Regions from separate parts of the Mus musculus genome. Here region 2 is linked to region 1. A link is a loop called in an ENCODE intact Hi-C map of the cell type or tissue named here. Cell type or tissue: left cerebral cortex. All regions are shown on one strand. Each heading gives the region's core, and the rest is flanking DNA. Links, peaks and the distances in the headings are about the cores only. Region 1 has its middle 4.4 kb from the start of Gm23970. Region 2 overlaps Etl4 (enhancer trap locus 4).

What was found. Hi-C counts contacts between places; a loop is a spot of excess contacts. Peaks named below come from ENCODE experiments on the same cell type or tissue, not always from the same donor. Only the 100,000 strongest peaks of a DNase experiment are listed, where the experiment ranks them.
Region 2: it touches region 1 in a loop (2.2-fold over the local background); 12 of 42 quality-filtered maps call a loop at or near these places.

Annotation. Positions count from the first base shown.
Region 1 is chr2:20,282,210-20,287,594 of GRCm38, reverse strand. It overlaps a transcript of Etl4 not described here. Among named protein-coding and RNA genes, the nearest start is that of Gm23970, 4.4 kb to the right of the region's middle. In left cerebral cortex, for the core only: a CTCF peak has its summit at 2,532; a DNase peak (open chromatin) is centred at 2,990.
Region 2 is chr2:20,613,438-20,618,822 of GRCm38, reverse strand. All of the region lies in intron 3 of Etl4 (enhancer trap locus 4), which reads right to left. Among named protein-coding and RNA genes, the nearest start is that of Gm17171, 280 kb to the right of the region's middle. In left cerebral cortex, for the core only: a CTCF peak has its summit at 2,682; a DNase peak (open chromatin) is centred at 2,681.

The DNA.
Region 1 (5,385 bases), core at 185-5,184:
GTGCATTGTGGCACACAAGCACTACACTCAAACACATGGACATTTATACATAAGTGAAACACACACAGGAGAAAGAGAGAGGGAGAGATAGAGATAGATAGATAGATAGATAGATAGATAGATAGATAGATAGAAACAGAGACACAGAGAGATATGAGAGTGAGACTTAAAAATAAAATACACACCAACATAAGGCAGTAACTATGATTTGTCAGGCATTGCTTCCTGCCCACATCCTTGCTGTAACCCTACTGGCTAAGCAATGTTAGTGTTATTTTGCAGCTGAGTCTGCTGAACTCATGTGGATGAAACACATTGTTCAAAGATACATTGTTAAGAGTCAAAGCCTGGTCTCAAACCCAAATCTACACCCTCCTGGCATAGTGTCTCAGCAGCTTCTGTGTATTAGTGTTGGTAAGAGTTAGATGTTGTGTGCATGACACAAATAATCCTGAGCTATTCCTACCTTTCTTTTTCCTTAAGTTTTGTCATTGGCTGTGACTACCCTAAACTCCCATGACTCCACACAAGGCCCTAGCCTGCATTGATTCCACAGGTCACAACTCCACCTGCTTCCCCACAGGATCTGTCCACTTCCCTTCTGTTCCAAAGATTGGTATAAGTGTCTTTTACCCTCAATGTTATGTTCTTCTTCACCCCACTTGCATAAGCCACTGCATGAGAGGAAGAAGAACAACATGAAATGTAAGATGGGAGACAGCAGATAAGCTGTGTGTCCCCAGCAGGCACTCTGTGTGTATACAGCAGGTACTCTGTGTATATACAGCAGCCACATTGTGTGTACAAAACAGGCACTGTGAAAAAGCACAGGGAAATGCATGCCTTAATTATTTGCTTGTTACTGGGATTTATTATGAAGTAATTAATAATTATAACCCATTGTTTAATTACCTTTATGATATAATTCTGTAAATCAATTCTGGAGAATTCAGACTCACTGGGGCACAGAATTGAGAAGCACAATAATTTCCCAATACAGTTTTATTAAATTTTATCTAAACAGGGGTAACTTTGGTTATGTTACTAAATATGGTCAAGTAGAAGCCCACAAAAGGTTGTGTTTGAATGTGTGACTAAGAACATGTGCCATGCATATTCAGTTGTTTAAAGAACTTAGGTAAAGCACTTGGTTTAAACAAACAAAAAACAAAACCAAATCAACCAACCAATAACAACAACAAAACCCCCAAAGCGACAACAACCCCCCCCCTTTTCTTTAAATAAAACTAAAGAGCCTGAAATGGTTTGAATATTGTCACCCAGTTTATGGGATTGAGAGAGAAAGTTGATACATATTAACAAGTCAACAGAACTCTAAATTATTGTTAACAAACCAGACAATCTCGAAATAAAAGAACTATGCAACTACCGAGTATAAATTAATGAATTTTTAAATTGCAAATTACTGTATTAGCCAAATTACTGAAATAGCCTGTGATTCAAAACAACAAGCCAGCCATTAGAATGTTATCCCATGACAACATAATCTTTATGGGAAAAGCAGTTGTAAAATTCACCTTTAAAAATGATACCATTGGCCGGGCAGTGGTGGCACACACCTTTAATCCCAGCACTTTGGAGGCATATACAGGCAGATTTCTCAGTTTGAGGCCAGCCTGGTCTACAGAGTGAGTTACAGGACAGCCAAGGCTACACAGAGAAACCCTGTCTCGAAAAACCAAAAAAAAAAAAATTGTGTATTAGTTATATGTTTAATGGGTTTCATAATATATTCATTCAAGCATATCACATCCTTTGGCTCTCCATTGCCATCTTTCCCCCTTTCCTTCCACTGTTCCCCCTCTTCTAAAATACTCTCATTTTTGTTTTCTTGTTATACACTTATCCAGTGGTCTCCAGTTTTATCCACTGTCTTGAAAATGACATAATTCATTCATGTATATGGTTGAATAAAACTATAATGAATATAGGCAACATTCTCTATATCCTATGCATGGGCCCATTGATGGACATCTAAGCTAATCTATTTTTATAACAATCTTTCCCAAGTTATGTAACCTTGTTCCTCAAATTAGATAGAAATAAAAGAACAAAACACGCAAGTTTTCCCAAATACGAAGTAGTGAATAATGTTTAGAGTAAAAGAAATACTACTTAAGGTTTAAGTATGGCTCTCATTCCAGTTTGGAGGATCAGGAGTTTAAGAGCATCCCCAGCTATATAAAAAATTTGAGGCCAGCCTTTTGCTCATGAGACACTACTTGAGAAAAGCAAACCAACCAACCAAACACCACCACCCATCCAAGTTATTGAAAGAACATAAAAAGGAGAGAATTTAAAAACATAGTTCCTCCTAAATACATCACTTTAGACTTTTGCTAGTCATTACTGGTTTGATGAAGGCAAAGATGGTGGTCAGAGCTAGCAGACAGTTCCCCATCTCTAGAGCATCAGGGTGGTCCACGAGGGAGGGCTGGCACAACAAGAATACTCCAGCCTAGGAGAGGGGCAAGCTGTCTTTGTTGGTTCAGCAATGTGCCCCAGTGGCTGGCCAGAGGTGGTGCAATCTAGAAAGGCATGTGACCTAGAGCTGGTCTGAGCTGAGCTCCAGGGACAGAAGAGATTAAGAATGTGTGTGTGTGTGTGTGTGTGTGTGTGTGTGTGTGTGTGTGTGTGTGTGTGTGTGTTTGTGTGTGTGTAACTTTGAGTGAATATGAGATTGACTGAAAGCTATAGGGAGGAGCATCAAGGAGAACCATAGAGTTAAAAGCCCCCTTCATTTATATTTTTTGGCTTGCTTAGCAGACTCTTCATCTTAAATGTCAGTGTCTTAAAAAAAAAATATCTCTACACAGCTTTGAGCGACTCAGAGCAGCAGGTTTTCTCCTGCTAGACCACAGCCAATTCATCCTTGCTAAAGAGCAATGGAATGTAGTGACTAAGAATGTCTTTCTGAGACAACCAGGCCTGAATTTAGACATCATCTGTCTCAACTAACTTTGGCTGTCAACTTGACACAGCACAGCACAGAGTCATCAAAGGGAGTCTCAGGAGATTTCCCAGATCAGATTGGCCTATGGCCACGCCTGTAATAGATTGCTTTGAATGATGATTGGTGTGGGAGATCCCAGCCCACTGTAGGCAGCAACATCCCTAGATAGAGGGCTATAGGCTAGCCTGTGAGAAAGCCAGAAAGCAGGCAGGGAAGCAGTTATCCTTCATGGCTCTTGCTCTGCCATCCCTCAGTGATGGACTCCTACCTGGAAGTGTAGTCTGAACCAAGTCCTTTCCTCCTTTAAATGGCTGTGGGTCAAAGTGTTTTATCATAGCAACAGGATGAACTTAGAGCATCATCCCATCATGGGTCCACTCGTGTTTCTTACATCCTGGAGCGTTTCTCCACCACACACCCAGCAATCACTCTGTTCTTCAGGATCCTGGTATTTAGGTTACCACTTTATCCATGGCAGGTCTGAGCAAGCCAGATGACCACTCACAGATTCAGTTCTCTCATCTACAAAGTGGAGCTGATAATGATGGCCATAACAACATTCCTTTGCCATTTAGTTGTCTTGCTCACTGAAGACGTATTTGTGACCCATGCGGTAAATGACTTATCATACGGTAATAAGTCTAAATGTCCAGTTCACATCACTTATAGCATATGCCTATGAAAGCACGTGCTTTCCACTTATAGTCTCCACTAGAATATGAGCTCTTCTGGTGAGAAAATATGTTGTAGTTATTTTTTTTAATACAAAAAGTAAAACTTATTATATAGTTAAATCATCCATTCAACAAAAATCCATTGAATTACTTTTCTCTCACCAACATTATTATGCTAAGCATGCTAAACAAACAAAGGAAGGGGTTGGAGAAGAAATTTTAAGTATTTTAAGTAATGCCATTTGTTAAGTAAAGATGACTGATAATGATTCCATTCTCTCAACTGACCTATATTATTTAAATTATAAATAAGGTAAAATTTTAATTCAAATATTTTGACCTTGACAGCAAAATCACTAACATATTATAGTCTTCTGGTGTTTGAGAGTTAACTGAGCTCCCAATATACTACATAGCATAGAGCTGGTTCCATATTGATTAGTTATTGTTGGCAACTTGATACAACCTAGAGTCACCTGGGAAGAAGGAATCTCACTTGAAGAATTGTCCAGATGAGACTGGTCTGTGACCACCTCTGTGAGCAGAGCGAGCAAGCCAGCATCCTCTCTGGGTTCTGCCAGCATTCCTCTCTGGGTTCTGCTTTTGCCATCCTTCAAAGATTGGTTGTGACCAGGAAGTATAAGTCAAATAAATCCCTTTCTCTTCAAGTTGCTTTTGGTCAGAATATCTCATCACAGCAATAGAAAGCAAACTAGAACAGTCACCAACCTGCATGTTGCATTCCTCGACACTTGACATTACATGTTAAACAGTACACTGTGATGGTGAGTGCTAATTGTCAGCCTGACAGAATCCAGAGGCAGGAAACAGGCCTTGGATTACTCCTGTAGGGGATTATGTTGATTATGTTAATTAAGGTTGGGGGAGACCCACCCATGGTGGACAGCACTTTTCCTTGACTAGGATTTTTAATTGTAGAAATAGAGAAAGAAAACTGAGCAACAAGATGCTTTTCCTGCTCTTTCCTTCTGGCCCTAGACAGAATGGGAACAGCTGCTTTCATCTACTTCAACTTGCCCAGTGCAATGCAGTATAATCTGAATTGTGAGCGAAATAAATCAACCCCTTCTCCCTTAAGTTGCTTTTGTCAGATAATTTAATCATAGCAACAGGAAAAATGACTACGACACGTACTTTCCCTGAACTGAGTTTTAAAACTGCAAAACACTAGAGAGTATTAGAAGATATTAAGCATCCTTACAGCAATGCTGTGAGCTCTGTAGTAATCTTAATAAGTTAACAAAGAGCATATGAATTTTCATTACTGTAATATTTTAATATTTTCCCCTCTATAATGAATATGGGGGTTGATCCACCATTCAAAATTACTTTCCATTAGTGGAGAATTCTCTTCATTGTAGAGACCTGCTCCAGCATCTCACAATTGAAGGAAGCTAAATGGGGGTCAACTCTGTGCCCCCCGAACCCTACATGGCTGCCTCTTTGGTGGGCAATGTCCAGGTGCCTAACTTGGCTCTACTCCAAGTACTGAGGGAATGGTGCAAAGACAGTGGGGCTGAGTGGTGGCTATAGTTGAGAGTATCTTGTAGTGATGGGCAGCAGAGAAACATGCTCTGCCCATACTCTACCCGTTTCTTCATTTCCACAGCCAATCTAGTTCTGTTGCTACCCTCAGGTACAGGCAGTCTGTGAGCCCACAGTCTCCTAGGCCAAACCACAGTATGTTACTCGAAATTAGGAACACTACCTGGGGCA
Region 2 (5,385 bases), core at 323-5,322, 330 kb before region 1:
ATAAAAGAGGATACAGGGCCTTGAAAACCTTATCACTGAATCTTCCATTATATTCGGTCACAGATGGTTGAGATGGAAGGGTTATGATCTCCCCATTCTGCTCCTAAAACTCCTCCGCACTGTAAGCAGATGGCGTCTACTGTCCTTAGAATTCTGAGGAGCCAACTGTCAGGAAACACCCGGGACAGTTTGTTCTTCTGTGAGACATAACACATATCCGCTCACCTTGAGTATCTGGAAGGGACAGCCAGCCAAAGGCTATTTCAGGACAGCTCTGGCCCTTATGGTACCTAACATGTCTGTCTATGGAACACTCACTTGACCTAGTTTGTGCAGGGACTGCTTCCTTGCTGCTATCTAAAACCCTGCTCCATGGATTGCCTTTCTCTTCCCAGCACCCAGGTACTCTCATAGACCACTGGAGTCTAGCCAAAGATCACTCCATCCTTGAGACCGAAGCTTGGGCTGGGCTGCTAGTGAACTGGTGCTATATTTCCGTGATGCATTTTATTATTCTTCTATATCACTTTTAAAAATAGAAGTAAAATATATGAACTATAAAATGTATCATGGCAACCATTTTTCCATTCATCTCAGTGTCATCTGAGATAGTCACGTTGCATATGCAATATTGGCCACCATCTACAGCCAGAACCTTTCATCTCCCAAAGTTGAATAACGCTTCTCTGTCAAACAACTCACTTTCAGCCTTCTTCAATGCCTGGCAGCAGCCCTTTACCTCTAGGCTCTATGGATCTGTTATTGCCTGTAAATGGAGTAATACATTGTCTTTTCTGTGACTGGCTTATTTGCTTAGCCCACTGCCCTCCTGGCTTATCTATGTTTTACTGTAGGCCAAGCTCTCCCTTCCACCAATGCCCATTCATTTGCACACCTATAGGCTTGAATGTGGCTTCTACCATTTAACTCTCTTGAATAACACTTCTCTGAACACAGGATATGAACACCTCTTCCAGGCCTGCTTGCAATTCTTTTGTATATTTAGAAAAAGTGGGATCATAGGGTACCTCTATTTTTATTTTCTTCTGCTACAGTAAATGCTCTCTTTATTATATAGATGTTCCTAGTTAGCTGATAAGAATAAGAAAGCAGATATCCAGTGCTGGGCCTGGTAGAAATTACAATCCCAGTGATTCAGTACATGGTGATCAGCACGGAATGCTGCTGTCTTAATTAGGGTTCCTATTGCTGCAATGGAACACCATGACTAAAAAGCAAGTTGGGGAGGATAGGGTTTATTTTACTCACAGTTCCATAGAACAGTTCATAATCAAAAGTAGTAAGGGCAGGAATTTGGAGGCAAGAGCTGATGCAGAAGCCATGGAGGGGTGCTGCTTACTGCCTTGTTCCTCATGGCTTGCTCAACGTGCTTTCTTATAGAACCCAGGACCTCCAGTCCAGGGATGGCACCACCCACAATAGACTGGGCCCTTCCTCATCAATCACCAATTTAAAACAAAATGCCTTACAGCCAGATCTTATGGATGCGTTTCTTACTGAGGTTCCCCCTCACATGACTCTGGCTTGTGTCAGGTTGATATAACAGGAGACCAGCACAGTTGCTTGGTTTCTCTCAGGAAGATATGATGACCAGATACAAAGACAGATGCTGTGGTACTAACAAGTCTGCCTTGACGGAGTATTTACAGTTTAATATGGACTGCCTGAAAATAACACTTTAGCCAAACAAGAATGGAATGCTCAAGCCAGGATAAGGAGAATGACAAAAGAAAAGAAAAGGAAAGAAAAGGAAAGGAAAGGGAAGGGAAGGGAAGGGAAGGGAAGGGAAGGGAAGGGAAGGGAAGGGAAGGGAAGGGAAGGGAAGGGAAGGGAAGGGAAGGGAAGAGAAGAGAAGAGAAGAGAAGAGAAGAGAAGAGAAGAGAAGAGAAGAGAAGAGAAGAGAAGAGAAGAGAAGAGAAGAGAAGAAAAGAAAAGAAAAAGCTTTGGGTCACCCTTTAAAAACAGTCCATCCACTCCAAGATCTTAATTCTTAATTGTTTACAACAGAGCAAAACAAAAGCAATCAGTGTGAAGCAGATGATGTCTATGTGTGATTAGTCAGTCAAGGGCTGACTCATGGTTGCGGGGTAGATAAATAGCCATTTATTTTTCCTTTCATATCTCCATGCATGAAGTGTAATTACAGATTTCTTTGCCTTTTCGGTAATGTGAAATTAAAAACATAACCTTCTTCGAGTGTAGTAGGTGCCAAGTAGTGTTCTGTATGAAACACAGGCTCACTGATTCCAACCACAGGACCTGCTGGGAATCGCTGCTTTTACCTGATGAAACAACCAGTTATGAGCTACAGAGGAATTGCAAATACTCTAGGGTTTGATAAGCGTGATTATGCCACTTTTTCATTTTGTCACCCTGTTGTATCATTAATCTTGGCTTTAGTTATCTCCGAGAAACACTCTACTCAAATGTTCAGTTTAATGAAGTTGGATATGTGAATTTTCTTGCAGAGAAATTAATTTCAGCAACTGCCAAGAGACTTACAGTGCTTTGGCAAAGGCTTGTGACTTTAATGTTGGCTTGTTGAAACTATGTTTCTGGCCACACACCATCAGGCAAGCTCTCTTTTGTGTCCGGTTGCTAGGACTTGGTTCAAAGTAGTAAAGCACAGCCATTCTTCAGAAAGGCCTGTGTGCAGTTCTCATGCCTTCCACTAGGGTGCACTCCAGTCCCTGAATTTTTTCTATCTCTTGTTCAGGGCATCATTATGTGGCCATAGATTTTTTTTTTTTTTTTTTGGATATTACCTCAAGTGGTGTATACAAACCTACTTTATTTATTGTGTTCCTCAACTCTAAAACAAGATCTCCATTAGGAAAAGCAAGCAGGGGTAGGGAGACACTTAACAGATAAACGCACTCTCTAGCAAGCCTGATGACCGGAGCTCTATCCCAAAAAGAACAGATTAAAAAAGCCAGCTGAGGCCTCTTTGATCTGCAATCCCAGCACCCCACCTTGAGATGGGAGGAGACAATACAATCATTCAAAAGCTTGGGGACCAGCTAGCATGGAATACACAGTTCAGCAGAAGCAAGAGATGCCATTGTCACAACAATGAGGAAGGACTGAACCCGTTCCTGAAAATCATGTGGCATATGCACACACACACACACACACACACACACACACACAAAGTATGTAAAGAAAAGCACACATGACAATATTTTATCACATCTGTTACCATGCTGTCTCCTCCCTAACATTGTTCCTTTTGCATTCTAATGATGTATAGTAAGCTACCTTTTTCATGGTTGCAAATGCACATTTTTTAAATTATATAATGAAGACACACTAAAAAAAGAATAAGAGAAAGAAAGACAGACAGAAAGATCTTTTTCTAGGAAAGAGAGACAAGATTGAAAGTATTCACCTCATCACACATCATACTCAGCTGCTCCCGATATCGATTTGGTGATCTGCTAGCAATGATGTTCAAGAGAAGCAGACCCCCAAAAGGACATGGACACATGGACAACCCCATCAAAGAAGCTCTGTGTGTTCAAGGCCAGCATGGGCTACATAAGGGGACTCTATAGATAGGCATTTGATCAAAGACCTGGCCAAGTTGACAAATGATAGTACCCAAAATATATCTTCCCTTGAACTTATGCGGTTATATTTTCAAACAGCCACTAAGTTATTAGTTCATAGGTATGAATTCATTCTCTTTGTCTAGGAACATGCATGGAGAATGATAGGAACAGGGAAGGCCTAGAGCTTTTCAATCTATACTCTAAAAACTAGAGATCATATCGTATACTAGAGTCCACCAGGGCATCCACATACTAATTGCACAGTGATCATACATGCATGTTTTAAAACGTAATTCACAGTTCAAAATGCAATAATTCTTATTTCTTCATTGAAACCACTCAATCCATCTTCCATGACAACGCTTCATTCTCATCTTCTCTCTTCCTCATTAATCTCTCCCCTGAGGTTCCTTTCTTCAACAGGAGATATTATGACTTTAGCTACATCTAATTTTAATATAACAATAAAACTAAACGTTGCTTAGAAGCTCTTATCACAAAGCATGGATTTAAAAAGTTTTTGGTAGAAAGCATTTATTTTTAACTTCCACTCTTCCTAGAAAAAGCCATTAAAGTTAGGGTCCCCAGCATGGCGACAAGTGAGCGAGCCACTTAACAAATAAATCTGACTCAGAGACAGTAATGTAGAACACTGCCTCTAAGGCGGGGCCTGACAGTTCTTTCACGACATAAACAAGGCCCTACAACTCATCTCCAGATGCCACCATGCTATCTCTAACTGATGCCTGTTCGCAAAAGAAGCTGCTCTTGTGCCTCTCTTCCTTTCTTTCGCTTTCCTTTGTATTCTGGGTTGTTTGTTTTATTTGTTTATTTGTTTTCCAAAGAGGGGAAGAAAAAAGAAGGCGTGGAGTTAGATGGGTCGGGAAGGAGGAGCTGGGAAGAGATGGGGGAGGAGAAGCCGTGATGAGAATAGATTCTATGAAAATCTTATTTTCCATAAAAAAGTGTTAAGATAAATAAAAGTGTTTACAAGAAGAGCAAAACCCAAGCTCTAACAACACATTTTTTGAGGCAGACATTTCATTAAAATGAGCCTCAAGGCCCTAGTGCAGAGTTCAATGGTAGAGTATTTACCACACACACATAAGCAAGCATCGTGAACTGCAAAAAAATATAAATATGTAAAAGTGATTCTTGAGGTGGCTAGATTTTCATGGGAACAAACTTGAGTTGCCTCTGCCAAGGATTCCACATTACCCAAATAGCTAAGACTGCAGGTGGCTTAAAACACAAATGTAATACTGTATCACAAAAACTAAAGGTAGGACTAGTCACACACACACACACACACACACACACACACACACACACACATTTTTTTTTCCTGGAAAATATATTCATGCTTTGGTCCAAGATACCACAGCATGGTGAAAACATCAATTCTGATTGCAACTTCCTGTGTTTTGCTCCTTTCTCATAATTACAGGTGGAAAGTACTGGAAGTTACTTCCTCCATTTTCTCATTGTTGTTACCGACATCTGCCATGCTGCCTAAAGACCGCTGCTCCATCGTGCCTTGCAGTGTTCATGTAGCTGAACACCTGAGATACATACACATCATCATTTTCCACTCTCAAGGAGTGGCCATTGCTACTCCAAGAAGGTGATGCATCTGTCATCTCCTCCAGTAGAGTCCCCAGCACCACTCAGACATCCATGTGTCAGGGGACAGGGCAGTCCCGAGGAAAGCAGCATTCTGTGGGAGAAAACGTCAAGCTCTGTTTACGGCCACGCGCCTTTAACCCTTGCATTAGGAAGGCAAAGGCAGGTGGACCTCTGTAAATTCAAGGCC